Regions from separate parts of the Homo sapiens genome. Here region 2 is linked to region 1. Evidence: read pairs that join two places in POLR2A ChIA-PET (ENCODE). Cell type or tissue: GM12878. All regions are shown on one strand. Each heading gives the region's core, and the rest is flanking DNA. Links, peaks and the distances in the headings are about the cores only.

Region 1 (2,930 bases), core at 255-2,754:
AGGAAAGTAAAACAGCCTTATTGCTGATATGGACAAAGTTTTAGTGATCTGGATAAAAGATGAAACCAGCCACAGTACCCCCTTATGCCAGAGCCTAATCTAGAGCAAGGCCTCTAACTCTCTTAAAGTCTGTGAAGGCTGTGAGAGGTGAGGTAGCTGCAAGAGAAAAGTTTGAAACTAGCAGCGGCTCATTCATGAGGTTTAAGGAAGGTAACCGTCTCCATAACATTAAAGTGCAAGGTGAAGCAACAAGTGATGATCTAGAAGCTGTAGCAAGTTATCCAGAAGATCTAGCTGAGATCATTGATGAAGGTGGCTACAGTAAACCACAGATTTTCAATGGAGATGAAGCAGCTTTCTAATGGAGGAAGATGCCCTCCAGTAGTTTCATAGCTAAAGAGGAGAAGACATGGATCAAGGAGTAATTTTGACTTTCACGTCTTAGTATTTAAGAAATACATTTCGTAAGTCCATAGCTGACATAGATAGTGATTCCTCTGATGAAGCTGGGCAAAGTACCTTGAAAACCTGGAAAGGATTCACCTTTCTAAATGCCAGTAAGAACATTCATGATTCATAAGAGGAAGTCAAAATATGGACACTAACAGAAGTTTGGAAGAAGTGTATTCCAACCCCCATGGATGACTCTGAGGGCTTCAAGACTTCAATGAAGGAAGTGACTGCAGATTTGGTGAAAATAGCAAGAGAACTAGAATTAGAAGTAGAGCCTGAAGATATGAATGAATTACTGCAATCTCATGATTAAACTAGAATGGATGAGTTGTTTTTTATGGATGAGCAAAGAAAGTAGATTCTTGAGAGAATCTACTCCTGGTGAAGACGCTGTGAACATTGTTGAGATGACAACAAAGATTTAGGAAATTCCATATATTTAGTTGGTAGAGCAATGGCAAGGTTTGAGAGGACACAATTTCTGTGGGTAAAATGCTATCAAATAGCATCACATGCTACAGAGAAATCTTTTGTGAAAGTAAGAGCCAATCAGTGCAGCAAATTTCATTGTTGTGTAAATTGCCACAGCCACCCCAGCCTTCAGCAACCACCCCATTTATCAGTCAGCAGACCCTTTATTAACATTAAAGCAAGACCTTCCATCAGCAAAAAGATTATGATTAACTGAAGACATAGATGATTGTTAGCATTTTTTAGCAATAAAATAGTTTTTAAGGTAAATGCATTGATTTTTTAGACATAATGCTACACTTAATAGACTACAATATAGTGTAAACATAACTTTTATAAGCACTAGAAAATTAAAAACATATGACTTTCTTTATTGAGATATATGCTTTATTGCAGTAGTCTGAAACCAAACCCGCCATATCTCTGAGTAATGCCTGTGTTATTAGAGTTCATGAACTAGGCTGCAGTCGGGAAATTGTAGCTATTCTCTGTAGCAGGGTATGTATGACACATTTTCAGTTGGATAACATTCTGTGTGATGATTGATAATGGAATAGGAACCAACAAGAGCAGAATAGCATGTACTGCAGGGAATTTGCAGATAGTTGATTCAATTTTTATATCCAGCTAATGAATTTGCCAGATGCTGGTAGATGCTGTCTCATTTGGTTGACTGTGAGACTTGAATCTGCTACACATCACTCTATAGATTTTGAACAGTTTTATTAGTAATACTTCAAAGTTCTAATTGACTTACAAGGTGTGTCAAGGAAATACAAAATTGCTAACAGGCCCTGAAACACAGGCTACCAGAATTGAAGTGTTAAGTCTATAGAACTTCTTGGATCCATCACCTCAGTATCTCAAGATTAGCTGAAGGAGGAACAAGTCAGGCCAGATAAAATACAAAAAAAAAAAAAAAATTATAAGTACTGAACATTTACTGCAGATGTTAGAGAAGGAGAATGCTATATAACTGCTAAATGCTGGGAAACTAAGTAGAACTACCAACTTATAGGGATGATATTATAACTGGAAATATAATAGTTTATAGCTAAAGAAATTAGGTATCCAGTAAGATGACCATATAAAGTAACAGGGCTATATATAATGAAATGTCTTGAACAAAGGAATTAAACGGTGAACCAAAGGGGAACCTTATTGTTAATATAATGTAAGAGAAAGAATATGTTGTGATTCCAGGTTCACTTCATTATAAAGTCAATAATGTAAGTACATAGATTGTAATAATAGCAAAGTTTGCATTTGCTTCAAATGCAAAGGGCAGTGGATTAAAATATCTTATTTCCTCCGTCCTTCCTCCTGTAAAGATAAAAATCTCTTGAGAAAACCACATTATTTTTTCATAATTGTTTAACTCAAGAACATACACAAAAGCACCAAGCTTATTATATAAATCAAAGGATTTTCCATCATAAAAACATTTTAAGAATTTTTTAATTTTGTAAAATTTTGAATCCCAAATGATAGCCTATTAGAAGTAAATTTAGAAGGATTTTGATGGATATAACATTTCTTTAAGCAAATGTAGTTGCCATCTCTGTGCTCTCATCATCTGTGCATTCCTCTGCTATACCACTTAGCACCTTGCAGTAATTTATTCTCCTTCAGAAGGTCGAAACCTCAAGTGGGGCCAGTGTCTGTATTCCCAGAATCTGCTTAGTGCATGGTACATGACAGCTCTTCAAAAAGTGAGGAAAAGATGGGAGTGAGACTGTTAAAATTATGAGTTTTAAACATACCAGGTTAGAGTAGAGCTAAATTTTAAATATGCAAAGTTAAATTAACACAAAAAGTAATGACAAAATGAAGAAAGAGTTATTTAATTGCAAAATTATACTCCAACTGTGGCCTATGTCAAAGTGTTTTAGAAACCCCTGAAATGTTAAAAGCATAGAGCTTGAAGGAATATCAGAAGTCATGTATTAAATCCTATTAATATTTTACAATGAAATCTATATAGTCTGATACAAGTTGATGTATGT
Region 2 (2,930 bases), core at 163-2,662, 260 kb after region 1:
GCTGACAATCTGGAGCCAGCGGATAGATCTGCAGAGGCTGCATCACCTGGGAGTCAGTGATGGCAACCCTGCAGGATCGGAAAGACAGTGTTACCTCAGGAATATGTTAGGAAATAGAAATATATATAAAATAGTATATGTGTGTATATATATATATGTAATAGTATATGTGTATATATATGTATACATAAAAGTATGTATATATACATAAAATGAACATTCTGAACCTATATGAAAATTAATTGAAGGAAGGAAGGATGGGAAGTAGAAGTAGCAATATTTGCAGTGTTTGTGTACTAAAAGTTGGTCTAATTTCCTGACCAGTGTGTACATTAAAATATTGCCAGTATTCTATGTGGCATGTGATTATCTGCCATGATTTTCTTTCCTTAAAAGTTTTTAGGCTGGGCGCGGTGACTCATTCCTGTAATCTCAGCACTCTGGGAGGCTGAGGTGGGCAGATTACTTGAGGTCAGGAGTTCAAGACCAACCTGGCCAACATGGTGAAACCCCGTCTCTGCTAAAAATACAAAAATTAGCCAGGCATGATGGCGCACACCTGTAATTCCAGCTACTCGGGAGGCTGAGGCAGGAGAATAGCTTGAACCTGGGAGGTGGAGTTTGCAGTGAGCCGAGATCACGCCGCTGCACTCCAGCCTGGGCAACAGAGCGAGACTCCATCTAAATAAATAAATAAACAAATAAATAAATAAACGTTTTTAATTAAGTTCTCACTCTACTTCAGTGCTCCTGATAGAAAACACTCATACAAATTAAAAATTCAATGTATATTTTAGGTCTGTGAGTAGACTTTAGGAGACAAAATTTTATGTAAAATACAATGAATATATTCAAGTTTTCGTTTTTTAAAGGCGAGAGTTTCCATAGCAGTCATTAGATTCATGAAGTTACTGTTGGACCCAAAAAGTGAGGAGTCACTCGTGTCTTATTATGTGCCATTTTGTAGAATCAACCTAATTCTGCCTTACAGAATGAAGCTGAAAGAAGTTCAACTAATTTAAATCTAGTTCTAAACAACTATTTCATCCATAAATGTGAATTTGATGGAACCATAGTCAAGTATGTTATTTGCTACATACAAAGATTGGAGACAAATCTAAGTATTGTATTTTATAATTATTAAAAATTAAATCGTGTAGTTTTCTGCTAAAAGTCAGAAACTTCTAGTTCAAAGAATTTGCTTTTAAAATGTAGTTGTTGATTTCCAAAAAAAGATGAAACCTTGTGTAAGATTTTGGTATAAGAACGTTAATCTTTTCCTCTCCCCAGAAATACACATTAAACTAAAGAGAATCAGAATTCTAGTCATAAGCTTTTATTTTTTGCACTTGAAGAACTGAAAGCTTTCTCTGTTTGTTATTTTCTGAAGGAGGGGGTTTCCTGTGTGTCTTTCTGAAGTTCTGGGGATCCCCTCATCTTTTCAGTCCTAGGCACCTTTTTCTTCATATTGAGCATCCTTTGAACCAATAAGAGTGTCTGTGGCCACGGTATGCCATCCCCTGGCAGAGCGATCTGCGTTTTTTCTTGACTGAATCAGGGTGCTGCCTCCTGGTATAAGGCTTGAGGTATCTCCAAGTGCTGACTGCAGGGCCAGCCTCAGAAGGAGACAGAAACTGACTGATTTGAAGGCATGAAAGACTGGATTCTCAGCTGCACTTATCATATTCATGATGTCTAAATTTCTTTCTTTCTTTTTTTTTTTTTTTTTTTTTTTTTGAGACAGCATCTCATTTTGTCACCCAAGCTGGAGTACAGTGGTGTAATCATGACTGTCTGCAGCCTCGACCTCCTGGGCTCAAGTAATCTTCCCACCTCAGCCTCCTGAGTATCTGGGATTACCAGCGTGAGCCGCCATGCCCAGCCTGAAATTCTATTTTAAAAAATGTACTACTTTGAAGTTTTTCTACTCCTTTTCTTACTATTATTAATCTAATATTTTGGCTAGGGGCATTCGGACATCTATTTACATATAAACGATGAGAAAAGAGGTTGGTTCGTGGGTGCATGAGAACCTAGGAGGGAACAGTTGGGGCGGGTTCAGCATGGGAAGCAGGGAAGTTCTCCCAGCATGAGCTTTGGCTGAGCCTCTTCCAGGAGGAAGAGCCCAGGGCTTGATGCTGCCGCTCCTGCTGCAATGCCAAGAATGGCCACTAGGGAACTGGGCCCACTTGTCAACTTGCCTTCTACCCAAGTTGGTAATAAAAAAAGCCTAAAACCTGCGTCCGTTTTTCAAATCATTGTGGAGTAAAAGATACATATTTCTTTTATGCTGAGATCTGGAACTTTAAAAAATCACAAGTGGTGTTTTAAATGTATTATTAATGCAGAACACTTTATTATAGTTCAATAAAGAATTCTATGTCTCCATTACACAGACTAATGACACCTCCAGACATAGTTATAGTAATTTTCCCAGCTGATACAGTTTAATTAATGATATAAGGACATAATTACATGTTTCAGTGATCTTTCACATATTTACAGGAACTGCTGTAACTAGCTTAATTAGAGTAATTACGTAAATAGCTGATAATGCACAACAAATTACAGGAAAAAATCTTCTATAGTTTGGTGTGTTCAATTTCTAAGCAAGCTTATAGAAGGAAAACATTTACATCTTGGGATAAAATGTAAGACTATGTGGCCTCTAAATTTTGTTGTTCCTAACCCAGCAGAACATAACTGTTGGAGGTTTAACAGTTAACTTGTCTTCCTTTTGTAGTTCTGTTGCAGACCTCATGTCAGTTGTTGGTTGTGTTCTATGAAATTGCTCATTCTGCTTTGCCACTGGCTGAAGTTTCATGATGAGTTTTTTTGTCATGTTGGGTAGTTATTATATTGCACTCACTGAGAACTGGAAAGGGCGCTTAGGGAAAAGGTTGACAAATCTCACACCTCTTTTTCATTTC

What was found. Peaks named below come from ENCODE experiments on the same cell type or tissue, not always from the same donor. Only the 100,000 strongest peaks of a DNase experiment are listed, where the experiment ranks them.
Region 2: POLR2A ChIA-PET joins it to region 1 with 12 read pairs; 5 of 35 experiments call an interaction of 5 or more read pairs at or near these places.

What each region holds. Positions count from the first base shown.
Region 1 is chr6:135,417,862-135,420,791 of GRCh38, reverse strand. The region is part of intron 20 of AHI1 (Abelson helper integration site 1); the gene reads left to right. Among named protein-coding and RNA genes, the nearest start is that of AHI1, 78 kb to the left of the region's middle. In GM12878, for the core only: no CTCF peak of the experiment used is centred there; no DNase peak of the experiment used is centred there.
Region 2 is chr6:135,162,093-135,165,022 of GRCh38, reverse strand. No RefSeq gene overlaps it. Among named protein-coding and RNA genes, the nearest start is that of MYB, 18 kb to the left of the region's middle. RefSeq lists an enhancer at 1,588-1,657. In GM12878, for the core only: a CTCF peak has its summit at 2,155; a DNase peak (open chromatin) is centred at 1,508; H3K4me3 peaks cover 503 bases; H3K27ac peaks cover 1,846 bases.